Linked DNA regions of Mus musculus: region 2 is linked to region 1. A link is a loop called in an ENCODE intact Hi-C map of the cell type or tissue named here. Cell type or tissue: left cerebral cortex. All regions are shown on one strand. Each heading gives the region's core, and the rest is flanking DNA. Links, peaks and the distances in the headings are about the cores only. Region 1 overlaps Kat2b (K(lysine) acetyltransferase 2B). Region 2 overlaps Sgo1 (shugoshin 1).

Region 1 (15,187 bases), core at 2,533-10,532:
ACCTATTCTATTCATTTTATGTATATGTGTGTGCCTAAGTGTATTATGTGTACTATGGACATACAGGTACCACAGAACTCAATAGAAGAAGAAATCAGATGAACTGGAGTTCCAGGTGGTTGTGAGTAGCCTGACATGTGCTGGAAACTGAACTTAGGTCCTCTGCAAGAGCAGCCAGTTTTCTTACTGAGCTATCTCTCCAGCTCCCAATATTTCTTAATGTTACTGAACTATAGCCTTAAAATGGTCATGATGGCAGTGTTCTGAGTATCATTCTGTAGTTCAGGCTCGATTAGAACTCACAACCCTGGGGCTGGTGAGATGATTCGACGGTTAAGAGCACTGACTGCTCTCCGAAGGTCCTGAGTTCAAATCCCACAACCACATGGTGGCTCACAACCATCTGTAACAAGATCCGACGCCCTCTTCTGGAGCGTCTGAAGACAGCCACAGTGTACTTACACATAATAAATAAATAAATCTTTAAAACACAAAAACAAAAACAAAAAAACAAAAAACAAGAACTCACAACGCCTCTCCCCGTTAGTCTCTTTCTCTACTTGACAGCAGCTATAGTTACCTAGGAAGAAGAGTCTCAATTGGAAAAAGCCTGCATAAAACTGGCTTGTAGGCCAGCTTGTAGCACAGTTTCTTAATTAATGATTGATGGGGAGAACCCTTCAGGTAGGGTCAACTTTGGTCAGGTGGTCCTGAGGTATAGTAGAAAGTAGACTGCGCAAATAATGGGCAGCAAGCTAATAAGCAACATTCTGCCATGGCCTCTGCATCAGCTCCTGCCTCCAGGTTCCTGCCCTGACTTTCCTGGATGATGGATTGCAAATGGTAAGATTAAATAAACCCTTTCCTCTTCCAGCCTCAATCTCCAAAATGTTGGGATTCCAGGAATAAGCTATCATACGATGCTAAGATTCTACATTTTTAAAAGTTCTCTGGTTATGAAGAGATGGTTCAGAGGTTATGAGCACTTCTTGACCTTGCAGCAGATCCATCGAGAGTTGGTTCCCAGCACTCACATGGGTGGCTCACAACCATCTGTAACTTCAGGATGATGTCCTCTCTGACCTCCACAGACATTACGTATGCATGTAGTGCATGCATATTCATGAAGGCAAAACACTCAAACACACAATTTTTTTTTTTTTTTTTTTTTGGGTTTTTTGGTTTTTTGAGACAGGGTTTCTCTGTATAGCCCTGACTGTCCTGGAATTCACTTTGTACACCAGGTTGGCCTCGAACTCAGAAATTTGCCTGCCTGCCTCTGCCTCCCGAGTGCTGGGATTAAAAGTGTGTGCCACCACGCCCGGCCAAAAATATTTTTTAAATCTCTATAGTGTGGCTATGGCCCAGAGGTAGAAGGCTTGTCTAACATAGATGAAACCCTGAGTTTAAGACCTTCACTGTGTTACTGACTCCCACAAAGAAACGTTCCAGTCGCATTTTTAAAAATTTGTTGACAATTGCATCCATGTACGGAGCACTGTGATCATACTCATGCCAACTCTTTCCTCCCTAGGTACCAGACCTGGGCCTCAAGCTTGCTGGTCAGTAAGCCACATCGTTAAGCCCAGAAAAACATCTCTTCCTCTTCCTTCTCTTCTCCCGCTTTCTCTTTTTCCTTTTGATAGACCGGGTCGGGTATGTAGCCCAAGCTGGCTTCACATTTGTGCTGTTCCTCTTGGCCTAGCCTCCCATCTGCTCAATTACAGGTATGAGCTATAAGCATCATTATGTTTGTACCCACAGATTAGTGCTGTTCTTAGCAGGGGTCAGAGAAACTTCCTTTTGCAGAAGATGACAGTTAACACAGAATCTAATAACTGGTAAAAAAGTAATCTGGATATATAACCGTTGGATGTTCAGTCCTAAATCAGACATCTACCTCACCTCCTCCAAGGCTCAGAGAACAACATAGAAGAGATGGTGGGATGAATGCTAAGAGTCAGAAGATGGAGATAAGGATATGAAACACTCTGGATATGACATGGCTGTCATAATCATGTACTCTTGTAGCTGTGGCTGGTATGCTGGAGACAGAATCAGAGACAATGCCCCCACCCAACACATACACAAGATCTCACTCTGTAGCCCAGATCTAACCTCAAACCTGTGATCCTCCTGCCTCAGCCTCTCAACTGGAATTCTTTTGGGGGCTTGGGAGAGGGCTTTGACACAGGGTCACATTTTGTATCCCAGTCTGGCCTAGAACTCACTATATAACCCAGCAATCCTCCTGCCTTGGGGTCCTGAATAGAGACTAACTCCAAATGTGCCGGTTTTCAATGGAATTTTTCAGTTTCCACAAACACACACACATACACACACTTTTATCTGTGAAGATGTTTAGCATCCAGCTGATCTGAGTTTTCTTTCTTCCTTCCTTCCTTCCTTCCTTCCTTTCTTTCTTTCTTTCTTTCTTTCTTTCTCTTTTTTGTTTGTTTTGTTTTTTTCGAGACAGGGTTTCTCTGTGCAGCCCTGGCTGTCCTGGAACTCACCCTGTAGACCAGGCTGGCCTCGAACTCAGAAATCCGCCTGCCTCTGCCTCCCAAGTGCTGGGATTCCAGCTGAGTGTTCAACTCTGTGAACACCTCACCCAACTGGCTGGCTAGCACCCAGTCACTACCAGTCACTACATATCTAAGCTATATATATATATAATCTTTATATAAGCTGTATTAGACAGAGTTTACACAGATAGACTGATGGGCTACCTCCATCCTCCACCTGATGTTTAGGCACCAGGGCAATGGGATGGGTAGAGTCAAGCCTCCCCCGTGGTTGCTTTGGAAGCTCACATTCTCAAGAAACCCACATAACCAGCCCAACCTGTGAAACAGATCTTGCAGCCCACATTCCCAACTGCCTACGCCAGCTTTCTGCCTAAAGCTCTATGACAGGATTTGTCTTCAACACCATCAGCCCCCGTTCAACCACCCCTAGCCCTGCATCCCATGGCCCTTCTCCAACTTCTAAGGCTCAGTGACATTTTGACTCAATGCCTCGCCCACCGTCCTCTGAGTCTCATCCTTACACCTTCTGCAAGTTTGCTGCCAAGGGCTCCTTCACGCCACCATGGTTGGAAGGATGCTTCCTCCCCTCTCCCCACACATTCCTTACTCTCAAACCTTTCCTCTTATAAACACAAAAAATAAAATTTTAATAAAAAAGAATAATGAAAATCTTGTTCTATTCAAAATTCAAAAGTTCCAAACTAATTTTTTTTTTTTTTTTTTTTTTGGTTTTTCGAGACAGGGTTTCTCTGTGTAGCCCTGGCTGTCCTGGAACTCACTCTGTAGACCAGGCTGGCCTCGAACTCAGAAATCTGCCTGCCTCTGCCAAAGTAATTTTTTGATGAAAGAAGAAAAACTAATAAAAGGCACTATCAGACAGTGAAGATGGATGAAACACAAACAACAGTAGCAGAGAGGTGGAAGAGGGTGTAAAAGCACACGTTTTCTAATTTCAACTCTGTTGGGTCTTCTCCTCCTCCTCTTCTTCCTTCTTCATCTTCCTCTTCCTCCTCTTCTTCTTTCTTCCTTCCTTCTTTCCTTTCTGACTTTCCTTTTACTTTTTTCCCTTGTGGTAAAATCCCTAAAAATGCCATTGATAGTGAACACCTAAACCTTCAGAATGACCTTCCTAACTATATAGACGGTCCCTGGGATTCACAGAGTTCGAGACTTCGTAGGTGTTTGAGTAGCTACCACGATCCAGCTGTGTGATGGTTTTTTTGAGTTCATTATAAAGGTGATTTTCTTGTGAGAGAGGGTCTCACCATATAACCCTGGCTGGCCTATAATTGGCTGTATAAACCAGGCTGGCTTTGAACTCACAGAGATGGGTCTGCTGCATTCTAATTTGGGGGATTAAAGGCATGAGCTAACATGCCCAGTCAGTACACTAAGAGGATTTTTTAAAACTCGCTACTGGGAGCTGGAAATATGGCTGGGAGGTTCAGAGTACTTGTTCTTACAGGACAGAGGTTCAATTCACAGGACCCAAATGGAAATCACAACCATCTATAACTCCAGTCCCAAGAGATGATACTCTTCTGGCCTCCATGACTACTCAGCATGCATATGATGCAGACATACATGCAAGCAAAACACCAGCATAAAGAAAATAGTTTGTTGCCAGGCGGTGGTGCCGCACGCCTTTATTCCCAGCACTTGGGAGGCAGAGGCAGGCGGATTTCTGAGTTCAAGGTCAGCCTGGTCTACAAAGTGAGTTCCAGGTCAGCCAGGGCTATACAGAGAAACCCTGTCTCGAAAAACCAAAAAAAAAAAAAAAAAAAAGGAAGAAAGAAAGAAAATAGTTTGTCTTTTAATCTTGCTTAACTACCAAGGAGAGCATTTAATTTTTTTCAAGACAACTCTGGTCTAAATCATCTTATTTTCCGAACAACCCACAGGAAGGCCAGGTGAATAATTCAATGATAGAGAAGGGTTTCACTGGCCTGAGTTTACATAGCTGGCAAAGAGCAAGGGGCCAAAACCAATACCAGAACTCAGCTCTGGCACCTGAAACTACCTTGTGGCACCTCCTTCTTAAAGTGCAGGGACACAGAAATCAGTGGGGTGGCATATAACCTGTCGAGCATCACTCAGCAGGTGAAAGCAGCAGGACCAGGAGTTCAAGGTTATCGTGGCTACAAAGGCTGTTGGAAGACCAACGAGATTCCAAGACTGTCTCAATTTGCCCCCTCCACGAAAAACAGAAAGTGGCTACTGGTGAATGCAGCCACACGTTTGAATCTCAAAAACACTGCTGCACTAAAGTGTATTGTGTAATACCGTTTTCTGGTGATGGTGGCAGTACTAAATGTGGAACCCAGGATCATCTTACCTCTTAAGCTACATCTCCGCCTCTCTGTTTACTGGTTTTCTTTGAAACCAAATCTAAATCATGCCCAGGCTGGCCTTAAATTCCTTCTGTGGCCTTAAATTCCTCTTAGCCTCTTAATGGAGCAACTAGAGTTATGAGGCCTACACCACCAAAGAACAAAACTCAGAGTCAGTTCGGAAGCAGCTTCTAGGGGTGGGGTAGGGCTGAAAGGAAAAGAGCAGGAGAGAAGACTCCAGAATGTTCTTGCTTGGGCATGGTGAGGCACACCTGTATGTAATCCAGGCACTTGCAAGGCTGAGGCAGAAGGATTGCCATGAGTTCAAGCATGAGCTACACAAGTAGCATCCTGTCTCAGGCTTGAAATGAAACTTGCTTAAAATGTTTAAAGCACTAGGTTCAACCCCCAGCATACTCACTCCTCACTGAACAAAAAAATAAATTTTTTTTTCTCTGCACAGTCCCTGCGGGGTAGGACAGGAAGGGATTCCCCAGGCACTACCAGCAACTTCTCTGTTTTCCTTCAGTGTGGCACTTACCATGTTCTGTTATTTTCTTTTTCACCATCTGCTTCTGCTACCAGAAAGCAAGCTCTACAAGAATAAGGACCCATCTGTCACTACACCCCCACATCGTCTACATCAATGCCTGGCAGCCTGAGTAACAATGTTGACTGAACGGAAAAACTGTCACTATCTACAGTGCACAGCCATGAAGCTCGAGTCTGGGAAGGGTGAGAAGCCTCGGAGGGCACAGATGGAAAGTGCCATGTGAGAATTTGAGCTCAGGTCTGTGGTCTAACCGCCCTGAGGTTTGGGTCTCCTCGATTTCTTGGCTTGTTTTCTGGCAGTTCAGAAAGCTGTCTTCTACAACTCACGATGGTTTTCTCTGAAGTGACTTTAAATGTGACTTTCCACTTTAATTTTTCTCCTCCTCCATTATTGTCTCTCTAGCAAGAGGCTGCTGCGGCTTTCACCTCCCTTTACACATGCTGGCCCGGGGAACTGTTCCGACGGAAGAAGAGTCAAGTAGTCATTCCTACAGGGACGCGCAATCCTGGGTTGCATGACTCATTTGTTATTTCGAAGTATGCTGACCTTGGCTTCCTTGGCATTCTGCCAGCCCATTTCAACACCAGCTTGTTACAGCAGATGCAAATTAGTGCTGCCACCATCTACCACTGAAACAGTCACTGGCATTCCTTGATCTGGGCCCTGTCTTGGAATCTCCTGCACAGCAATGGGGAGGGGGTTCCAAAAGGCTTCAGCAAGGCACATTAACTAAGGGAGATTGGGAACCATGGTCAACATGGAACTTAGTACCCCAACCCAACCCTGAGGCAACCAAAGAGATAAGTCTCCTTCAGAGAGTGGGGGACAGTCATTCCAAGGGCATTCAGTTTTTTCCAAAATCAGTATATTCATGATTTAGAAATTATAAAGCTGTGCATGGTGGTCTATGCCTCCAATGCCAAAACTCACAGGCAGGAGGCAGGAGGATCAGAAACTCAAAGTCAACACTGGCTTCATAGAAAGTCTGAGCTGTCCCTGGATTCACATGACCTTGCCTTAAAAAGAGAGAGAGGGAGGGCAGAGGGAGGAAAGGAAGAAAAGGGGATGGGATGGGGACAGAAGAATAGCTGGCTCCTAAACAAAAAAGTAAAGACAACTTACTGCCACTTTAAAAGAGCAGTGTACACAAAAATATATAAACAAGAGCAATGTAGGTCTATACATAACTGATGTCATTTCTATTTCATTAATGTAGTAGACTTTTAAACTTTCTGGAAAGTCAATTTTTGTATTGTATAGGTTTATTTTGGTCTGTTGGTTGGCTGACTTTCTGAAACTGGCTTTCTCTATGCCGTTCTGACTGGTCTGGAACTCTCAAAAGAGATCCTGAGAAATCCTGCCCCTGTCTCTAAGTGCTGAGACTAAAGGTATGTACCATCATGCCTTTCAAAACAGTAATGATGTCTTTAGGAAAATATGATTATGACAGAGCAGAAAGAGTGAATTTGAGGCTAACAGAAGCTGCAAAAAATGACCCTGTTCTCAGCAACAACCAACGACAAAAGCTGGAAAGATTGCATTAGTCTGTGATGCCAGCATTGAAGAAGTAGCCTCGACTAAATAATGAAACCCTATTTGAACAGAAAGAAAAGCCAGCCGTGAGCGAAGAGAACCACACTAGGAGATGCCTCAGTCCCAGCTGCCAGGTCTTTTGCTTTGGATCCATAGCTACAAAGTCTCTTAGAGCCTCAGTTTCTCTTCCTTTTGTCTCAACACAAGAGTCTCACTCTGCAATCTAGAATGGCCTAGACCTCACTACGTAACCCAGGTTGGTCCCAAACTTTGTGCAATCCCCTGCCTCAGTTCTGGGTTGTCAGGATTATAGGTGTAAGCCACCTCATATGGCTACCTTTCCCAAATTTAAAAAATGTTTTCTTGGGCTGGAGAAGTGGCTCAGCGGTTGGGAGCACTGACTGCTCTTCCGAAGGTCCTGAGTTCAAATCCCAGCAACCACATGGTGGCTCACAACCATCCATAATGAGATCTAATGCCCTCCTTCTGGGGTGCCTGAAGACAGCTTCAGTGTACTTACATATAAAATAAATAAAAATAAAAAATAATTTTAAAATGTTTTCTTGCCAGGCATGGTGGTACACAACTTTAATCCAAACATTCGAGAGGCAAAGGCAGGTGGATCTCTGTGTTCAAAGCCAGTATAGTCTACAAAGCAAGTTCCAGAACACCAGGGCTATTATACCCTGTCTTGAACACACACACCAAAAAGTGTTTTCTTTCTTCTAGTCTCACAAAGCCTTTGAATATAAAATTATCATCTTACTCGACAACTATTTTTTGAGTGCCTAGGATGTACATCTTCATGCTATGAGAAATAAGTCCAAGTCCCTGCTTCATGGGACTCAGAACATGGGCAAGAAATGGTTTTCAAACTTTTGATATCTAGGGGTATAGTTCAGGAAATGTGTGTATGTGTGTGTGTGTGTGTGTGTGTGTGTGTGTGTGTAATACATATATACATACACAATGATTTCCAACTCTTGGTAAGTGTAACAAATGAATGAAAAGGATAATTAATATTACAAGGTGATGGATGGCATGCTCCTGTTTAGACAGGCAGGGGAGAGGAGTTAAACATTTCTGAGATATTGGAATCTGAGACCATATGAGAAGGAAGTTTGAGAACAAGTTACAGAAATAAACACAGGAAAGAGCTGAAGGATAGCTCAGTAACAAAACACTTGTGTAGGATGCACAAGACCCCATTCCCATCCTTTTCCATTTCCAGCACAGGAAACAAAAAGGGGAGGGGGTTATGCAAGCATGCCTCTTTGTGTGCAAAGACAGAGGTAACCCAGGTAAAATCTGACGGAGAGAGGAATGCAACTCAAAAACATAGGGGCTTCGTGATCACATGTACGGCTCAATGGACAAAGGTGTCTGCTGATGGGCCTGAGTTTGATCCATGGGTCCCACATGGTAGAAGAAAAGTGGTGCCTCCGGTTTTCCTCTGACCTCCACATGTAAGCAATGGCTTGGGCACACAACACATGTGCACACACACAATAAATTAAAAATATGTAATTAAAGAAGTAGAAGCCAGTTAAATTAGACTCTATCTGGGAGAGAGAAAAAAAAAATGGTCCACATAGTTAAATGAATACCAGGAATAGCAGTAAAAGCCAGAACTGTACACACAGTAAGTCAGCTCAGAACTGACAATCACTCTTGGTGAACAGTGCCCTGCCGGCTACCAAGAGATGGGTATGGATAGTCACATGATTCCACTGAGGAAGCTCATCTTAATTTCCCATTATGGAAAAGCTGTGAGAACCTGTTGAGTAATCCTACTTCTCTGCCATTCCTGAGGAGACGGGGGCACACAGGAGTTTGGCATCAGCTGAGGAATGTACAAATGAGTGTTCTCTTTCCAGAATCTACAGGCAGTAGGCCAACATCACAGAGATGCTGTTGTTCCCCCCACTCCCCAGATTTCTGTGCAGGAGTCTGGCAGCCTTTTAAGAAAGCTACCATCCTCCCAAGCTCTCCAGTTCTACACACCCTCTGGAAGACAATGGGTTGATAACTCTAGTCATCTTCCAGAACCACGGGTTGGAAGCAACAGGATTTCACATGAGAGTTACCATTTCAGGACTCATCACGACCAACACCAAGAACAAGGAACCATGGCACTAAACAGAAGGAAGTCTACAGCTGGCATTCCACCAGCTGTGACATCACCTCTCTTACCCGACAGCCTATCAGCTATCTCCCAGCATTCCATTCCTGCCCACATTGTTGTGGTTAGGCACGTTGATTTCATGTCCATATTCCTGCCTCACAAGGCCTTCTCAGTACAACTGAATGTCAAATTTCCATCTGCTCTTTCAAAACCCGAAGTAAATTCCAGTTTAGGAGCCTAAAGAGTGAGGAGTGCCGGGCCGTGGTGGTGCACGCCTTTGATCCCAGCACTCGGGAGGCAGAGGCAGGCAGATTTCTGAGTTCGAGGCCAGCCGGGTCTATACAGTGAGTTCCAGGACAGCCAGGGCTATACAAAGAAACCCTGTCTCAGAAAAAAAAAAAAAAAAAAAGAGTGAGGAGTAACTCAAACCTGTCACCCCCGCACCCAATGGGCTGAGCCAGGATTGTAAGTCCCAGGTAAGTCTTGGGTTTCATAACAAAACTGCACCTCAAAAGACCAAACAACTAAATAAAAACTTAATTTTTAAAAAAATGAAATCAATTCTCTAACGTTTTCCATATCCATTGACTTCCATTTTTTAAATGGCTAGCAAATTTAACTTTGTTTTTTTTAACTTAGAAGCAAGTGTTGTTATAGCTAGGTGATGGTGTCCCAACCCTTTAATTTGAACATAATGTTTGGTTTGTTTCTTTTCTCTCTGGGTAGCCCTGCCATTCCTGGAACTTACTCCGTAGACTAGGCTGGCCTCAAATCCTCTGCCTCTAGAATGCGGAGAATAAAGGCATGTGCCATCGCTGACTAGCTTTGAACGCAATACTGTACGCAAAATAAATTTTTAAAGTTTTGTTTGTTTGTTTGTTTGTTTAGAGGCTGTGTCTCAATATGTAGCTCTGACCGGCCTGGAACTCTTTGTATAGACCAGGCTGGCCTTAAACTCACAGAAAATCCCCGGTCTCTGCCTCTTCAGTGTTGGGACTGAAGGTGTATGCTACCATGTCTGGCCCTTTTCTCTTTTCAATAATCCTATAATCGCAGCACTTCGGAGGCAGAATGAGGGAGATTAGGAGTTCAGGATCACTTTCAGCTACATATCAAGGCCAATCTGGGCAACATGACGTGAGAGGAAGGGGGGCAGGGCTTTGGGTTTACAGTGTACTAACTCTACAGTCCTAGAAACTGCTTAGGGTGCTGGGGCCTCCAAATTAAACTCTCCATTCCTTACCCTCCTGACAAGCTGGCAGCTTCTGCAGCGTTCTTCTAATAGTCTTGTCTTGCCTGCCAGCTTTAACGCCCTCAGAGCCGTACACATGCTCACCCTATCCCAACAATAAAGAATACTGATTTCTTACAGCCTGTGCAAGATCCACGGAATGGAAAAGCCTTTGTCCACATCTCTTCAGACAGGTCAGGTGAGAGCAGAGTACCTAGAAAGATGAAATCTCTCCCAGAGCCTTTAGAAGAGTTCTGGGTATCCACTCTACCAGCAAGTGGTTTTCTTGGCCATCTTCTCACCCAGGGTGATCAAATGAAACAAGATAGCACCTTGGGCCAAACACTCACGTCAGAGAACACTGTTCATTGTTTTGTTTTGTTTCACGCAAGGTTGCATGCTTGTTTGTTCATTTGTTTGTTTGAGGTAAGGACTCTGACTGGCCTGTAACTGTGTTACTGTGGCCCAAGAAGGCTCTAAATGAAGAGTTCCCTCTGACTCAACTTCCTGAGTTCTCAGATTACAGGTGAATGCCATTACACTTGACTGACAAACACCTTTAAAAATAAAGTACGGGAACTATGAGAAACTTTTCTTTTCTATCCAAAGTAATTAGCTGTAAGGGCCCCACAGTTCCTGAACCTCCCTCCTCCCCCACTTTTTGCAGATTAGCTAACAGTCAGATTGTTAAGTCAAGATCCCACCACGGAGATAAGATGCAGTCACTCCTACAACAAGGATGAAAGACAGATGCCATCTTGACTGACTCTACTCACTAGCCCAGTTTGGATTCTGGCACACCATTTTGCAAAAAGAAATTGCCTTGTAAAATTACTTTCACTTTCTTCCTTTGTAAAACACCAAGAGTACTCTTTTCCCACAAGACTCAGCAAATAAAGTGTGGATGAATTCTACCCCAGAACCCATATAAAAGTGAAAGAAGAGAACTAACTCCACAAGTTTTCTCTTGAGCTCAGAATGTACACGTGTACACACACACACACACAAACACACCATAAGACACATACAAAGCCGGGCAGTGGTGGTGCACACCTTTAATCCCAGCACTTGGGCTGCAGAAGCAGGAGGATTTCTGAGTTCAAGGCCAGTCTAGTCTACAGAGTGAGTTCCAGGACAGCCAGGGCTATACAGAGAAACCCTGTCTCAAAAAAAAAACAAATAAATAAGTAAATAAGTAAATAACACATACAATATAGTAATAAAGATGATAATGCTAATAAATGTAAATAATAAATTTAGAGAAAAGAACTGCATGTTTGAGTTCACTCTGGACTAAGTAGCAAAAAGAAGTCTTGGAAAACACAAAACAGATTGGATTTTGTGGCACACACCTTTAACCCTAGCATCAAAGATGCAGAGGCAGAGAATCTCTGTGAGTTCAAAGCCATCACACTCTACATAGTAAATTCCAGGACAGACAAGGCTATGTAGAGAGAAATCCTGTCTCAAAACAGAGACAGACAAAGAAACAAAAAACATAAAACAAAACAAAAGCTGCCTCATCCTTGGAAGATAAATAAAAATTAGAGTTAGTCCTGGGATCTTTCATTTAAGAAAGTCCCAGCTATTCTAACTCACACGGGGTATGTCACAGCATGGTGGGACACAGGGTGGGATGGCTGTATTGCAGTTGGTGGAGCGCTAATTTAGGATGCATGAAATTCTGGGTTTAATCAACAACACTACCTAAAGCCAGGTGTGGTGGGCCAAACAATTCTGAAGTAGCTTCAAGAAAGCCAAGAACTCAAAGCCATCCTCAACTGCTTACTAACTTTGAAGCCAAGACATGAGACTCTACCTCAAAATGAAATCAAAAGGAAATGATGTCACGTGTCTATAATCCCAGCCCTGGAAAAAGGACAGGTAGGCAAGTCCCTATGAGTTACAGGCCAACCAGGGCTACATAATGTCTCTCAGAATCAAAACCTGTGGGCATGGTGGCACATAGCTTTAATCCCAGCATTTGGGAAGCAGAGGCAGACAGATCTCTGTGAGAGTAGGTCAGCCTGGTCTACAGAGTGAGTTCCAGAACAGCCAGGGCTACACAGTGAAACCTGTCTCAGAAGAAAAACAATCAAACAAAAAGAAAACAACAATAACAACAGCAAAACCACCTTAACCATCCCCAATCATTGTTTGCAACTATACCTGTCCTACATCCAAACAGGCCACAGAAAGATCTTGCTCTGTTTTGCTCTGTAAGCCTATAAACTTTCTCAGGAGTATAACACTACAAATTACAATCTGATATTTTTATAAGCTTGAAAATGTCTGAGAAAATACAAAAGTAGATTTTTTTTTCTTTCCACCCTTTTGTTCTGAACCTGCCAAATAGCACTAAGTCTGCCTGCCAGGTTCTGATATTTACCAGCGTTTGGAGGTGTTGCCACCTTCCAAATGGCTACTATACACTTCACGGCTGAGGACAAATCTTTCACAATAGGGTTGGCAGGAGAGAGAGGCAGAAGGATTACAGGACACCTGAAGCTGGCACAGGCCGAGGCCAGGAGAGGAGAAGAGAAAGGTCTTGTCTTGATTTTCCATTTGTGTGTTTGTTTTTAGATAGGGTCTTTAGTAGCCCAGGCTAACTTCAAACTCAGTATATAACTGAAGCTGACCTAGAACTCTTTATCTTCCTACCTCTACCTCCTAAAAGCAGAGATCAGAGGCATAAGGCCACCAAACCCAGCAGACTAAACTTTTAAACACATTTTATCTTCCCCATCCCTGTTTTGTATTTTATTGTAACATAGTTGCCAATTTGATGAATTTCCAAAAGTATACTTTTAACTCGGTTCCAGTTTGTAAACGAGTAATGACTCAGACTCACTGTGCACATCCTCTTACCTGCTTGAGTTACAGGGAATAAAGCTGTTTTAAAATTGTCTGCAGGGCTGGAAGATAGTTCAACTGGAAGGTTGCTTGCTGGGCAAGCATTAAGACCTACATTCAAATCCTAGGTTCCTAAGTGAAAGCCCGGCCTGTGGGTGGTAAGGACAGGCTCTCAAAGGCTTGCTGCCTGACAGCTTAGCTCCAGATTCAGTGAGAATCCCTGTCTCAAGGAACTAAGGCAAGGCATGAAAGAAACAGAGGAAGGACGTTCCTCTGTCACTGGTGCTTACATGTGTACAAGCAACACACACACTGAGTATAGAAAGAACAGTGAGTAGCTAGGCAGTGGTGGCGCACACGCCCTCAAGGAGGGAAGGGACCAGAGACAGAGAATCTCTGAGTTCTAGGCCAACCTGGTCTACAGAGTGAGATTTAGGACAGGCTATACACAGAGAAACCTTGTCTTGAAAACCAAAGGGTGGCGGGGGAGGGAAGGAAAGGGAGAGAGGGAGGAAAGGAGAGAGGGAGGGGGAGAGAGAGAGAGAGAGAGAGAGAGAGAGAGAGAGAGAGAGAGAGTGAGAGAGGGAGAGGGAGAACAGTGAGCAGTTCATACATAAAGATGCCTATGATTTACAAAGGAAAGTTTTCAGATTCCTAGTGTAATTCAAATTAATACTAAAGGAACTGTTTTTGCACCCCGCCAAGGTGTTTATCAGACTTTTGAATATGATGTTTCTCCAAAGCAGAATTTTCAGCTCTCGCCTCCTGACCAGATAATTCTTTACTGGGTAATACTATCCCTTGCTTTCTATCTGGTAAGGGTTCAGGCATTTCTTCCTCTCAGAGGCCATGACCAAAAAAAAAAAAAAAATGCTTCTGCTTCAGGACACAGCCATATGCCCCCAGGAAGAGGCACTAAATGGCCCCCAGAAGAGGGGAGGGTGGTACTTTAAATAGAAAGTTGCCGCCTGGTGTGGGGGAGGGGACCTGAATCCCAGTGCAGAGAGGTGGAAGTAGGTCAGGAGTGCAGAGCCATTGAAATACATGAGACCAATCTCAAAAAGCCAAAAGACTGACCAATACGAGGAAGCGTGCTCGCACTTGAACGCACACACACGCACATGCACGAGCGCACACACACACACACACACACACACACACACACACACACACACACCACTGCTCTCTCTGCAGCTCCAAGGTTTGCTCAGGTATGGCCCACTGGCTGGCCTCAGCCACAGGAAGACACATTTCCTCCTCTGAGGACGCATCCCTTTCTAACCCACAGTTAGTGCTACTTTTTAATGACTTTCTAATTTGTACTCATGTGTGTGTGAGAGTGTGCAGATGCCCATGGAGGTCAAAAGAGTGCATCGTCAGATCTTGTGGTGCTAGAGTTACTGGCCAGTTGTGAGCCCATCTCACGTCTTTTGGAGCTTGGAACCAGTGAGCCCTTTTGGTGGGTCCCAGAATCAAATTCTCACGCCTCCCCTCTTTTGCAAATGACATACCCCTGCAAGAAGGGTCAATAAAAGGCCGGGAAGATGACTCAATAGGTACAAATGTTTGCTGAGCAAACTAAAAGTAGGAGAAGACTAGTTCCACAAAGTTGTTTTCTGACCTCCACATGAGTATATGTGTACACACAAACACATGAGCTCATGTACACCACACACACACACACACACACACCACGCACACACAGTGGTAGCTTTTGTCTTATAGTAGGTTATGATATTTAATTAAAAGAGCTTCGGCTATTCACAATACATTCATTCGAGCTTTCTTCTTTAATTTGTTCATTTGGTTTGCTTGAGGTCGGGTCCCATGTGGCTCAAGCTCGCCTTGAAATCACTCTGAAGATCAGGCTGACCTCAAACTTAACGATACTCTTCCTATGTCTAACCCCCTAGAGTGCTGTTAATTACAAAGACACTCACACAAACATTCTTTCATTGCATAAAAAAGAAAAATCTCATCAACGTGTACCTATAAATGCCCTATAAAAAAATTAAAAAGGGCTCCTTCATAAAG
Region 2 (15,187 bases), core at 1-8,000, 92 kb before region 1:
GAAAATATCCATCTCTTTTGATCAAACATTTTTTTTCAAGCAATGTATTTTGATCTTTTACCCCTCCCCAAACTCCTAGATCCTCTCTGCCCAACCAACATTATGGTCATTCTCTCAAGAGAGAGGGAAAAAAAAAGAAAACAAGAAACACAAAAATGAAAATCAGAACAAACAGGCAAAAGACCAATTAAAAAAAATAACCAAAACAAAAATAAAAAATAGACTGAGTCTGTTCTGTGCTTGCCACCACTCCCGGGTGTGGAGCCTGCGCTGGAGTGTAGTTAATTAATATACCTAGAGAAACTTGATTGGAGAAAACTTATTTTTCTCTTTGCCAGTATGAAATATCCAGCCTTTAATTAGACCACTTAGTGAGTTTGACTAACAAGTATAGCTATAGATCCAAAACTTTAGATAAAATACAGAACATCAAACTGAGTTGTAATCCCAGTGTTTAAGAGACTGATACAGGACATTCAAAGATAGCCTGGGCTACATGGCTAAACCTTGACTTGAAACCAAAAAACTTGGAAAGCTACAGCATATGGCTTCATTCTTCGTAGACCTCAGCCTTGGTGGTGCTGCCACGGAGCTGGGGTTGCCCACATGCTGTGCACGTCGCAGGGTGTGTGGCCCCTTGGCCTGTACCACTGTGCCAGGAGCCACTCCCTCCTGAGCTGTTAGGACAGACAGTGTTTCCAGATCTTGGCAGATAGTCCCAAGAGTGAGTGCCATAGACAGTTGTTGTTAGCCCTGTTAAAATCTCTTTCTTACAGAAGAAGCCATAGTACCATTTCTAGCCCCACAGGTCACTATGAAGCTTTAGTCCTTTTCAAACTGTTGGTTTTAAGATCTGACTAATGAAGTTAGATGAAACAAGGTAATCAGATTTTTATTAGATTTCAAGATAATTAGTACCCTCTACTTTATTACCAAACCTATATTTTAATTTTTATAACATAAAGTGTAAATTTTTTACAAAGAATAAAATTACAAATTATCAGTTACAGGTTTTAAGTGGAAGAAAACTTGGTTCATGAAGCAAAAATGAGTGGAAGTTTTGAAGAAAATAAAGGAGAAGCAGCTCTAGTTGACAACATTAAAGCATATACCACATGAGAGCCCCACTAGGGACGCCGGGTTCTGAAGGACTGAGTGACTGTTCCTACTGTGATGGGAGATTGGATTATGTCACGTTTTCAGAACAAACTATCTACCTTGATTTGTTTCTTTCAGTGAGAGTTAATACTAGTTGAGAAAGAAAAAGTATATCAGGCCTCATGTAAGCAACATCAGTGTGTGGGGATTTGGACTAGAATTTTGAAATGATACAGTAGCAAACTTATAGCCTGGGAAAATTTCAAATTTCTTTTGACATAATTGCTGATATTTTTGTTTTTCATTGTTATTCTTTAAGGCAAATTGCTGTTGAAGAAACTGATTGTCCTTACCAAACCACAGGTACGTCAGGTAGAAAATCTAAAAATATTGATCATTGTGGACAAGCAACCTAATTTCATTTCATTTTCTATCTTTTTATCATTTTTTGTTTTGTTTTTCGAGACAGGGTTCCTCTGTATAGCTCTGGCTCACTTTGTAGACCAGGCTGGCCTTGAACTCAGAAATCCACCTGTCTCTGCCTCCCAGAGTGCTGGGATAAAAGGTGTGCGCCACCACACCCAGCTTCTTTTTATCTTTTAAGTCTATTTGTCTGTTATTCTGTTCAAAGTAACTTTATCTTACGTAGACTGATATAAGGCATAGGTCACCGGCAATCGCAGCACTCAGGAGGGTGAGTGTCTTAGTTACTGTCCCCATGATGAAATGCCATGACCAAAAGCAATCCAGTAAAGGTTTTGTTGTTGTGTCCCACTCGTAGTTCCATATAGTTCATAAATTCAGGAACTCAAACATGGCAGGAACCTAGAGGTCAGAGATACTGGAGGAATGATGCTTACTAGCTTGCTCCTCATAGCTTGCTCAGCCTGCTTTCTTAAAGAACCCAGGACCACCAGCCCCAGCATGACACCACTCACAATGGACTGGGTCCTTCCACATCAATCACTAATTAAGAAAACACCCCACACTCTCACCTTCCCTGGATCTTACGGAGGCGTTTTTTTAGTTGTAGCTTCCTCCTCTCAGAAGCTTGTGTCAAACTGACATAAAGCTAGCTAGCACAGGGCAACAGTAGGCTTAAGAGTTCTAGGCCTTCTGAGTACACAGTTGAGACCCTGTCGTGAAAAACAAACAACACCAGCACATCGATTGATTGTACCCAGTCTACAAGAAGAAATTGTGGTTGTATCTGTAGCTGTAACCAACTGCTTCCTGCTGAAGCATTTTACATAAATTGACTTAGTTAACCCTGTTGTAGTCTAGAAATATAATCTACTTTCTGTAGCCTCAGGGAAAATAAGACATCTGACCAGAAGGAATGGAGAGGATACCACTTTGTACTAAGTGGTACACAGCATGGATGAAATTTGAATAAGCTAAGTCAGATGAAAACCCTGCTGTTCCTATAAATACAGATTATATTTATCTGAAAGGCCTAATTAGCAATTATTCAAATCTTAGTCACTTTGAAAAACTAATTTAGCTTCTGTATATTTTCCTACTTCAGACTTTTGAAGTTTTCCTCTGTGTTCACAGATTAAACAGAAAGGCTTTTTCTTTAAACCTTGGAACAAGAAGCACATAAAAACCCCTCTTAAAATGTATACTTAATGAGTATATATTTGCTTATGTTGGGGGTATTGTTTTGTTCTTTTGAGACAGGGTCTCACTATGTACATCTGACAATGAACTCAAAAGTGATCCTCGGCCTTCTAAATGTTGGTATTAAAGGCTGGCACCAGACTTAAATTCTTGTTTTATTTTGACACAGTGTCTCATTCTGTGGCCCAGGCAGTCCTAGAGCTGTGTAGCACAAGCTGGACCTCACTTGAGCTGCATCTGTCTTCCAAGTATGAGCTACACACATCTGGGCTTTTCATTCCAACAGTATTTTTAAGTGCTGATGTAAGCTGTCTGTTGTTCAATGAGGAGTAAATAGGTGTTGAGCTGTCCAGGTCTTTATTTGTGTATAGGAAGTACAGAGAAACTATTGAATAACTGCTGCAACTTTGAATTCTAATATTCTTGGAATGCAGATTTCTGAAGCATAACACTGTTTTTCTCATTTGTTTTTTAAATGGTCAGAACCAAGTCCTGCTGTTACTCCAGAGACACAGGGTTGCGATTTTGATTCAGGTAAAGTTGAGTCTACTGATGAAGTCTTACCCAGAACTATATCTATCCGTCGCCATTTAAGGAAAGATTTTAGTAATATAAGCCACTCCACGACTTTGGAGGATTGTAAAGCCAGTCCAAGAGTGGCACAGTCTCTGGAAGTTAAAGGAAGTAGATGTAGAGAAGTAACCGTAACCCTGCACAGACTTGAAAATGTTTGTCTGTGGAACAAAGACCAAATTAGCTTATGTTCTAGACTGATTAACCCAGCAAAGATTACTGAAACAGAAGTCATTTTATCATCTAAACCTGAACAAATAGAAAGCAAGCATAAACGTGCACGAAAAAGAAGAGCAGAGCAAAGAAGAACCAAGCAGAGATGCAAATCAAAATCCTCATTGAGGAGTAAGGGGAACAAAAACAAAGATAAGCAGGGTTTACCCCCTACTACACTGGATGGAGGTATTGGTTCCTGTGATGCTTACGATTTTAATCTAAAAGGGACGGTCCACCCCACCCCTTTCCGACAAAAAATGAACAATGGCTGCAACAAAGAAACGGATAGCAGCAACTCAGAAGTGAGTGACCTCGAATGCAGTACCTCTGAGGATGAGTCTGATGACCTCTACCTGCCTCCCTCCAAGCGCTTGCGAGACTACAGAGAGTCAGAGAGAGCAGTTACCAGGCCTCGGTCTAAAAGAGGACTTCAGTACCCAGATGGGAAAGAGAGGAAGGAGGTGCTGCCATCTACAGCTCCTACTGGTAAGCAGTGTGCTTTTTTGCCTGTGTTTCCAATGTTTCTGCTAAATGGTTGCCCTGATGCGGATGTAATCTTAGATACTGTACCTACCATCTGTTACTCTGGAGGAGGTTAGAGACTTCCCATCTGTCTCTCTGTAGGGGAAGTTACAGCCTGATTAAATAGTAGGAGGCGGAAAATGGAAATGCGGCTGTGTTGTTGAAGTAGTTCAAACAAACATGAATCTTACAGGAGTATTACTTCCCACAAACTGGATTCTTATCAACTAAGGAGACTTCTGAGTAGTGTGACAAGGTTGCTGTGGTTGGTTTGAATTAAAAAAAACCTTTACACTCATGAAAAAATTTTTAAAAAAAACCTCATTTTAATAGACATATATTTAATTTAATAGGAAGCATAACTTGTTTTTCTAGTTGTTGGTGAGCTTATGAGAGCAAAGAGTTCTTGTCTCATCTGTGCTGAAAACTTTGGCTGAGAAACTCTTCCTTTTCTATTATCAAAGTGGATCAGTGTTAGTCATCAGCCCGCACCTACTCACAAAGACTCTGGGAGTTGGGATTCCTGTGGCAATAGCCCCGTGCTATCAGGTCCTATCATCTCCAAAATGTTGTCCCATTGAAACAGCTCAGTCAGCCTGCTCAGTTTGTTTAACCCAGATATTAAAACTTGAACAGTGAAACTTTCCTAGCGGAACAGCTGAGCAGTGAAGCTTGCAAGATTCCGTTTTTAAACAATATATCATGAGTATTCTTTCCACTTTCCGTAGCTGTTTCTCTTTTCCTTAATAAATCTGTTTGCTCTACCTTAGGTAAAGATAGTCTGATGATAGAGTTGAACCAAATCGGCAAACTTGATAACTATTGACGTTGAGTAACACAGGCTTTCAGTGAATTACTGTTATTTTTTTGTGTTCTTTTGAAAATAAGAAGTTTTGAAAAGAACAAAATAAACACTGGAGTAGTTTGACCCCAGACTTCTAGCATGACCAGAAAACAACCATCTGGTTCTATCCTATCTCTTGAATTAGAATTTGTTAGAACTTTGCCTGTGGTTATAAATACTTAAATTTGTGAAGCTTTATTCTAGAATACAGCAGCTGGTCTAATCCTGATGTTTGGAGGTGCTCTATGCAATTAATATTGGAATTGAATATATTGATGGGGTTAAGAGGACAGACTGAAACCTAGATATTCTGTAGACTGTGGCTGCGTAGCTTCAAGTCATCTCACAGTTATAATTTAGTTTATCAAGGTTATCAGGGATAGAGGAACCTGGCTGGATGGTTATTGTGGGAGAGCTACCTAGATCTCAGAGATGGAAGGAACTTGATGTTTATGGTGGGAGAGACATCTGAATCTTGTTAACTAGCACCAATAGGAACACATTTTATCCTGGTCTTCACGGACTGATTGAGAGTTCTTGTGTGTTTAATGGAATGAATTGAAGGACCTTTGTGGTCAGTGCGCCTTCAACAGTGTTACAAACTTTGGTGTTGAATGAGACTGGTGCCTTAATGATTCTAAGTATTAAAGTGACTAAAATGCAGTGTCCCGCCTTAAACCAACTCATAGCATTTAAGCTTTTGGGGAAGAATGCTGAGTTTTAGTAAAACATTCTGTTGTAGCTAGCACTTCTTTTTGCCTGTCATAGTTTCTACATTATCTGGATTGAAAGGAAGAAAAGGCAATAAAAAGATTTTTAATCACTGATTATGAAGTGCCAGATATGTTTTGTGTTTACAATAGGTAACTTAGCACAGTTTTATTTCTGTGGTTTTTATCCACTGGTCCATATTCAATAAATACTGTATCATAGGTATCCCACCTGAGACTCAAGAGTCACCTCGTTGTAGCCTAAAGGATGTCACCAATATCCTGCAGTGTCCTAGAGTGAAGATCAGGAAGCCTTCTCTGCCTCCAAAGCGGCGTGAAGACAGCCCAGCAGTGGCTCTGACTAAACGCAGGTGTAGCACCATCAAAAGCTATAAAGAGCCAACACTCGCTTCGTGAGTATTGTTGTGTGGACTCAGCTGTGATGACTCTCGCGGGAGAACTGAAGACATGAGTGTATCATACTTGAGCCTAAGACTGGCATAATGTTAGCATAATCCTGTGCTGACTTCAAACTCGTATATTTGTAGTCATGTAATCTCAATGTCTCCCTCCCTCCCTCACTCTCTTTTCTCTCTCTTTACTTACAGAAAGCTAAGAAGAGGGGACCCTTTCACGGACTTGTGTTTCTTGAATTCTCCTATTTTCAAGCAGAAAAGGGGTATGAGATGTCCTAAAAGAAGAACCAAGCAAACACAGTAACTCATTTGATTAGCTACTGTTTAAGGTGATCCTTCTTTTTTACCTAATAAAATATTATTAGACAGTGCACAATGGGCAGAACCTCTACCAGGCTCTGATCAGGAGGGTCTCTTGGACATATACTTTGTATGGACTATTATATTACCAACATCTAAAACTTCTCCAGCATCCTTATTTTTTCCTTAAGCAGGAGAATTGCAGAGTACAAAACTTGCATCGTAGAAAACTTACATAGGATGTAGATCTTTCATAAATCCTTACCATCACAGTAAGACATAAGTGGGTGAGGATCCCTTCTGTCATTGATTCTTTCTGTAAACTGTGTATCGAATGGTGATTAAGAGAATTAATGAATTGGGTTCTGGAACAAGGTAACTGTTGTGAACTGTGAGTACTATGCTATTGCTCAGCAGAATAATAGCACTGTCGTGGACCTCAGGCTAGCCCTTTGTGTGGTCAGTCTACAGTGTAAATAAAGGTGTGAATAAAGGGGCTTCTGGCTTTGATATGTGAACAAAATAAAAGTATCCAGTTCAGAACATTGAATCTTTATGTGTGTATGTATGTCTTCAAACTTAAATCGTTGTAACTGGTCCATTGTTAAAGGTGAAGCCTATGGTGACCGCATTGTGTTTTCCTTTTGCTCTTAATGGTCAGTTACTCTTGATTATCTTCCTTTCTGGCCTTTACCACTCCCAACTTAGCTGGAACCTCTTCTGTCTTCCCTGGTTCCCCTTTTCTTCCCATTAGATTTGTCCTGTCAAGTTTTCCCAACTGAAGCCTCCAGGGCCAACATCAAGGCATTTCAATTTTCATTAAATCGGAAGAACGTTTGTCTCCTATGGGCAAGGCCCAGGGATAGATAAATACCACTCAAACAGGAGATTTTAAGCTATCAGAAGGGCCTTCTGGTGGTCATCTCAGATTTTACCCACAACTGCATGGCTTCCTACATTTACCATCAAACTGAAAGTGTGGCTCTGTCACTCACGTGCACCCCTCTCGCCCATCACAGCCTTACATTTTTAGCCACTGTTTACAGCTCTGAGGATTGGACCCACAACTCTGTGTGTGGTAGGAGTAGTCACAGCAATCCTCAGCCACTCCATTTATCATTTTCTAATGTCATGGTATCTTGAAAGTATCCATTTTAGCTAAATATAAATGCAGTTAAAAGTCTAGTTTCAGCCCAGTTAGCTGCATGTAGCGGTGATTACCATAGTACAGCCTACATAGAGAAAGGCCCTATCTGTTTTGGACAAGCTAAATTTACTTTTTCTGTAGTTAACATAAAGTAGAAAATATTTGGATTAAATTTTGCTACTTGGCTTGCAGAACCTCAGATATTTATTTTCTCCCCTTTTGTCAAAAAAGCTTTCCAAAGGCTGATATGTTGCATACATGTAATTTCAGCAATATAGAGGCTGAGTCAGGTACTACGGATCTCAAAAACCAAACAAACAAAAATCCACTTCCTGCTATAGACATTTAAATGGCTACTTCGTAGGTCAGCATGTCTAGTGTCATGGTGACGCTCACTCACTCCATGCCAGTCACTTATCTTAAAGCTGGTATTAGGCCTTTAGTCTTCTTCATCTTTCTTTATTCTTGCTGTAGTGTTTACTCATGGGCTATTAAGGGGTTTGTGTCAACATTTTTATGAAACATGTATTTTTATAAAATATGTATTGTATTATTTATGTTTATAATTGACTTAAGAGTTTGAGACTTCCCTGGTTGATAGATATAGTTATTTCTGTGGTTGTATAATATGATATAAATAAACCAGACTTAATGACCTCTTTTGAGACATAGTCAGTTGCCGCTTACTTTTTACAGTTACAGTTAAAAGTTACAGCTGCAGTTACTATTCGGTAGTTCCCCAGGGCCTGGTGTAAAGGCAGGCTCCGCAGCAGGCTGCTTCATGATGTCCAGCCAGATCCTCCAGCATTGGACAGGCTTACCTGTTGATCTCTTAGCTCAGTTCCCTGGTGGTCTGTCCCTTCTCTAGGAACAGTCTTAAAAGCTGGCATTTAACTGTTCTAGTTTGTTACAACATATAAGGTATTAAGAGAAACAATTCTACAAGGAGATCCATGCAACAAGCAAATGGAGAGAATTAAATTTTATTCCAGCTTTATACTTCTAGAAAAGATGGAGAGCTATGGCTTAAAGGAGGATTCATTAGGTGTGCTACAGCCACATGACAGCACTCAGTTGTCTTGGCATCAATCCTCTTCAGTAATTGATCGATAAGGAGTATCTGCCAGAGATATAGAGCAGTAGAGCATCTGCGAGACCCTGACTACTGTACCAAAAACGTAAAACTAACATGGAGATGAATACACGTAATTTATAAATAAACTGAGACCTAGAGAAGAGTGGGAGACAGTAAGCAAGGGGACCTAAGCCAGCGAGTAATAGCACTTGCCACCAAAACTCATGACAGGACATGTAGTGGAAGCAGAGAACCAACTACACACACACACACACACACACACACAAGCATGCACAATGAATAAGTTCATAAAAATAGGATCTCTCTCTTTTTTTTTAAACTATAAATGTATAGGGTGAAGTTAGCTCGTGTGTAAGAGGACATCAACATGTCTCCCCCCACCCTGTGCCCTCATCCATTCCTTACTTGGGAGAGTCTCAACTAAGCATACATGTAGTTTGAACATGGGTTGACATTACCATCTGCACCTCTCTCCCTTCCTGTCACTGATGAGAATGATCCCACGGTTTCGAGTATGAGATGGTTCATGCGCCTTTTCTACCTGTGGTCTCAGAAGCCTGCCTTTCACACAATTGTTTTTGATACTACAAAAGGCTTAAAGGGCAAAGCCCTGCTTCTAGCTCAGGAAATCATCGAACATCATAACTACTACTGGGTCCTCTCACCCAGGTTATTATTGAGATGTTATTGCTTGAGAGAGAGTTTTGAGGATGGTAGCAAGATTTTGCTGAAAGGACCCTGATATAGCTGTCTCTTGTGAGACTATGCCAGGGCCTAGCAAACACAGAAGTGGATGCTCAGTTAGCTATTGGATGGATTACAGGGCCCCCAAAGGAGAAGCTAGAGAAAGTACCCAAGGAGCTAAAGGGATATGCAACCCTATAGGTGGAACAACAATATGGACTAACCAGTAACCCCCAGAGGAGCTCATGTATCTAGCTGCATATGTATAAGATGGCCTAGTCGGCCATCAGTGGAAAGAGAGGCCCATTGGTCGTGCAAACTTTATATGCCTCAGTATAGGGGAACGCCAGGGCCAAGAAGTGGGAGTGGGGGGGTATGGGGGACTTTTGGGATAGCACTGGAAATGTAAATGAAGAAAATACCTAATTTTAAAAATCATATGCATTTTATCTTCTCCCCATTCCTCTGTCAGATATAAAGTGGAAATAATAGGTTGTTTTTAAACTTCTGACATCACTTATGTGAACGAAAGTTTTTTCAGTGGTAGTGGTTTAGTGAGTGACACAGGAAGTATCTTCCTTCTGACATTCCAGCAGACTGGATTTTATCTTATTTTTAATTATGTGTATATATGTGTGCATGGATATTTGCGCATGAGTATGGATGCCTGTGGAGAATAGAAGATAGAGGAGCAGGAGCTGGAATGACAGGCATCAGATGTGGGTGCTGGGGAACCGACCATATGCCTTCTGGACTAACGACTCTCTAGCAACACAAAGAGGGTTTGCTTTACATTGTTTTCTTTTGTTTATAAAATTTCCTACAACTGTGGCAAGTCTAGACATGTTCACAAAAGCTTAAGAAGTAAAGACTAAGAGCAATGGATGCTCATACCAGGTGACACATTGTTCTTTGTAACTTCAGACTGTTAGAGAAATAAAACATAACACCAGACAGAGCTTTTCAAAATATAATTTAAAACTATTTTGTACCAGTACAATATATTAATTTTACAAATGTAAAGTTTTTGTCGGCCGTTAAAGCATTTGCAAAAACCACATTCTACTTCTGCTTTATTGCACAATATCTATAAGAAAATATTAATTTTAAATTAGAAAACATAAAAATGCTTTCAATATAGAAGAGACCATCTGATTTTAAAGACAATACTCTTTAAGGATGTCTACCCAGGAAATAACAAACTTTCACAGGATACCAAACTGGACAGACGCTTCAGCGAAATCGGTACAAAGCTGTTTTAAAACCAGTCTGAGACACTTAATGCAGCCTCTATTATCACTCTTCATTAATAGTCTAGATACCACTCAAAGTGTTCCTTACATTTCCCAATGTTGAGGCATCTTCAGTGTGATCTTCAGTGAACACTATGAACATACAGCATGCCTTCCATGTCAGAAGCAGCACTCGGGAGCAATGCCAGGATATTTTCCTTCAAGCACACTACCTCTGCAAGCTATTTTTAATGACTATTAGTGACCCAATATAATTTATGCGGATAGAAAACATACATTAAATACATTTTTAAAACCTCAGCCTTTACAAAAAAATCAGTTTATAAATTTGCATCATAAAAATTAGTGTCGAGACCATTAAGGTGGCCTTCATTTAATATGGTTGTATATTAGTTGGTTTTTCCCAGAGTTGGGCTGGCAGGTGTCCCACTTTTCTATGTAGTGTAATTAGGAAATAAATCCAAGCACTAAGCTGGAGTCCCAAGACAAAAATGGTTAATAAGATTGTACAGCGAATGTTAGTGGGATATAACCCTGGACCAATAAAACAATGGAGGTGTTAAAATACTGGCCTAAACTTTGGTGAGAATTCAGTTCACCTCAGACAAACAAAACTCTGGAAGTGCAAATGGGAAATGTTCACATAGACACTGGTGATGGGGTTAAATGTACCAGAAAATACAAAGAATCCTTACATAGTGAAGCAAGGCTCCCCTGGGTTCATGTTTAGGCCACATGTCTTAACATTAACTCAACCTCAAATATTTTCAAGCTAACACCTTTGTGGCCTGGGAACGGATCTTTTAGAAGTTGGGCCCTGCACAAGCAAAGTCAAATATGAGATGGACACATATCTGCCAAGATATTATTAAATAGTGGTTGTGCACTCTCAAGTCTGTAATAGGTAGACAGAATGATCAAAGCCCCAGGAGCTTATAAAAAGTCCCTTCCTTAGGAGTCATAGCAGCCGCTATTGTGGAAGCTGCATTTTTTTTTTTCAGAACTGCTCAAAGCACCTCATCTAGATGAGTGTTTTAAAAATATATACTTATAAAAAGTCTACAAGGAGACTTCAAACATCACACAGTTCATTCACAGCACAGGTGTGTCACGGACCCTTTAAAGTCCTTCAGAATAAAATAAACTCTCATGTTCCATTAGAAAAAAAATGGAGACATTCATGGTCAAACTTTTCTCTAGATTACCCCAAATCTTGGTACTGTGTGCAATTTCCTCACATACAGGTTTTGAGGAAGCCCCTGATCATCTACCATGCAATAGTCAGCTACTGGACATGCCAGAGAAAAATTACATGATAGTAGTAAATAGATTAAAATCTATTGCTCAAAATAAAAAAAAAATCTATGATTTCCATTTAAATACGTCTCTGAAAAGCTAAAAGGAGGTTTTGTTTGTTTTTCAAAAGTGCTAATTATTACAAGTCTCTTCAACACATGATGTACAATTTAAAAACAAAAACAAAAAAACAAAAGCAACCAAAAACCTAAATGACCTGTTTTAGGCACACTGCTGATGTGTGTCTAAGGGAAAGAAATCACTTGTCAATCAACCCTGCTTCCTTAATTTTACTGAAGAAGAACTTCTCCAGGATGCTGGCGCATTTGTAGTACTCGCTCTCGGGAGGGTTGTACTCCTTGCAGTTGGTGAACACTCGTTGCAAGTCCGCCATGAATAACTTCTTAGACACATAGTACCTGTTCCTGAGGCGTTCACTCATGGTTTTCAGATCTGCACAGGAAACAACAACATTAGCGACTGTTGACTCCTCCCTCTCAGCAGCTGACAAGGGGGATGTGGGAAGAAAGCTACACTCTTGATTTGCTCTTACATCTTTGTCACTCTGATGCCATATTAAAGAAAAATTCTTTAAAGAATGCCATATTAATGCCATATTAAAGAAAAATTCTTGGGAGTAAGCAAAACCGATTCCTGAGTACTCTGCTGAAAAGGATTTCTTGTATAGCACTGCACAGACACTGACATTAGAAGGAACATGAGCAGTCATCTGCTTCCATCCCTTGTGCACCAGGAGGCTAAGAGACAGTGGAGGACTCATGGATGCTGAGTGGGGCAGGCAGAGCATTGGCACAGAATCTTTGATCACTAAAAATGATGAGGCTGAGCTCAGCTTACTAAATTTACAGTTGTTCTTGTGGGATACAAAGAAAGAAATTAATATCATATTTGCAAATACAGTGGTTTTCACATATAGTACCTAAAGGAAAACAACTAACTTTCGGTTGAGGGTCCATCGAAGAAGTCAAAATGACCAACTTTACCAAATAATCTACTTACTTATTGCTATTTCAATTATATAGATACTTTGTTTCTGTGTATGTCTGTGTGCCACATCCATGTCTAGTGCTCTCTGAGGTCAGAAAAGGACATAGAACCCCCTAGAACTAGAATTAAAGAGGGTTGGTTGTAAGTGACTGCGTGGGTGCTGAGAGTCCAACCCAGATCCTCTGGAAGAGCAGCCAGTGCTCTTAAGTGCTGAACCGTCGCTCCAGCCGAAAATAATCTATTTTCCCTCACTAAAATTGATAGTGCATATTGTTCCTGCAGGGGACCTGAGTTCGATTCCTAATACCTCTGTGGGACAGTTCTCATTAAGGAAAGGAAGGAAGCTGGGCCTCTGGGTGAAGTGACTGAACAGAAAACTAAACCACTAGGGGATACTCAAAAGTGAAGTCCAAAAAGAATGAATCATGAGGAAAGCCAGCACTCAGAAAGCTGAAGCAAAAGGACTGAGTGTGAGGCCTACTCAGTGATACTCCGCCTCAAAATAACCAGTCAACACAGGATGAAACGAGCGCAGAAGTATGACCTGATACAAGGTTGGGAGCTGGAGAGGTGGCTGGGGAATAAGAGCACTAGCTTGCTAAGGACACGGGTTTAGTTCCCAACATCCACAAGTGGCTGACAACCCTAACTCCCATCTCTCAGTCCAGTTCCAGGAGATCCAAGGACCCGTCTGTAACTTCTGCAGGCACTTCCCATGCATGGTATACGTATATACATGCTGGCAAACACTTTTACACACAAAGTTTTCAAAAGAAAATTAGAACTGGGTGTGGTGGCAGACTATTGCCAGCAATCAGATAGACCTCTGAGTTCAAGGCCAGCTTGGTCCACAGAGTGAGTTCTAGGACAACCAGGACTATACAGAGAAACCCTATCTTGAAAAATAAGTAAATACATATATAAATACATATACAGACAGATATAAAAAACATTTTTTATTAAAAAAAATGAAAAGCCCAGAAGTTGGTTCAAAGCTCTTCAAACTCTTTCTTTGAATGGGACTGGTTACAAATCCAAAGGGTTGCTAGCAGAAACAAGCTCAACTCACAGAAGGCTTCAGCCTTCCCAAAGAAGTACAATGGGTTCATCCCTCCTTCCACACTTGCTCTTATAAAAGGATAACGTCTTTCTTCTTCTAGTCATCTTAGATTCTATGAACTGACCAAAAAGGGGAGGGAGCATGTAAAATAAATATGGATGGCTAGTGAGATGGGTGTCAGTCTTTTTTGTTTGTTTGTTTTTTGTTTTTTGTTTTTCAAGACAGGGTTTCTCTATATAACCCTGGCTGTCCTGGAACTCACTCTGTAGACCAGGCTGGCCTCGAACTCAGAAATCCGCCTGCCTCTGCCTCCCTAGTGCTGGGATTAAAGGCCTGCGTCACCAAGCCTAGTCCGGGTGTCAGTCTTGATGGAAACCACATGACAGAAGGAGAGAACCAACTACAAGTTGTCCTCTGTCCTCCACACAAGTGCCATCGCATTCACATACACACATACAAGCATGTGTACACACACACACACACACACACACACACGTGTGCACACAATGTTAAATACAAAGAAACACAGAGCCATATTAAATTATTCTATTTTCCTTTCCTCAACTCTATGTAAGTAGAGAAACATGCTAGGTAAGGTCATAGTGGGGAAAAGTACTCAGCCTAGGTCCTCCATGTGTGTATGGGAGAAGAAGTTTTAGAATATGACAGAAAGAGAAGGGGTTCGTTCAAAAACCTTCAAAGGCAACAGGGCAGAGTAAGTGTTGACGTGGCATAACAGTCCTGCTTCATCCCAAGGAAATAATATTGCTCCACTCTTACAGATCATAGTTGAATGTTTTAGTTAATTTTGTCTCGGCACATTTCTCAGGCATCATCGGTGTTAAGCAGTGGAATTAGTTTTCTCCTCTGCCATGCACACAAGTTAGTACCTGACTGGAGAAGCTCATAGCCCTCTCCAGTAGAAACAAGCAAGACCCGTCCATATGCAGGTAGTGATTTCATTTGATTGAGGAGATCTGATAGCTCTAGCATTGCAATCGGGAGTGGGTGCTGAGAAAGGAATTAATTACTCTCCCTAAATTCAACAGGGCTCAGTGAGGACAAAAAGGAGGTTGAGAGACTAGAGAGACGGCTCAGAAGTTAAGAGCTCTGATTATTCTTGCACACTAACCACAGTTCCAATCCAACACCTACAGCAAGAGGTTCAAAACTCTCAGAAATGCCGTCTCCAGGGGATCTAGTGTCCTCTTCTGGCCTGGTTACCAACATGGATACACGTGCGCCCACGTGCATTCCCCCCCACACACATACACACACACGCACACACATGCACGCATACCACACACATGCACACATACACATGGTGATAACAGGTTTGAA

The links. A loop is a pair of places that touch in the nucleus more often than their neighbours do. Peaks named below come from ENCODE experiments on the same cell type or tissue, not always from the same donor. Only the 100,000 strongest peaks of a DNase experiment are listed, where the experiment ranks them.
Region 2: a loop joins it to region 1, with 13 times the contacts of the local background. A loop is called at or near these places in 9 of 42 quality-filtered maps.

Annotation. Positions count from the first base shown.
Region 1 is chr17:53,578,024-53,593,210 of GRCm38, reverse strand. The region is part of intron 1 of Kat2b (K(lysine) acetyltransferase 2B); the gene reads right to left. Among named protein-coding and RNA genes, the nearest start is that of Kat2b, 19 kb to the right of the region's middle. In left cerebral cortex, for the core only: no CTCF peak of the experiment used is centred there; DNase peaks (open chromatin) are centred at 2,881, 5,452 and 5,907; H3K27ac peaks cover 294 bases.
Region 2 is chr17:53,667,719-53,682,905 of GRCm38, reverse strand. It overlaps Sgo1 (shugoshin 1), which reads left to right. Exons shown (of 9, transcript NM_028232.2): 6 at 1,418-1,461; 7 at 3,205-3,996; 8 at 5,810-5,999; 9 at 6,195-8,119. The coding sequence ends at 6,306. Kat2b (K(lysine) acetyltransferase 2B) reads right to left here. Exons shown (of 18, transcript NM_020005.4): 18 at 10,185-12,231. The coding sequence ends at 12,038. Among named protein-coding and RNA genes, the nearest start is that of Sgo1, 14 kb to the left of the region's middle. In left cerebral cortex, for the core only: a CTCF peak has its summit at 3,980 (motif pointing left); a DNase peak (open chromatin) is centred at 4,051.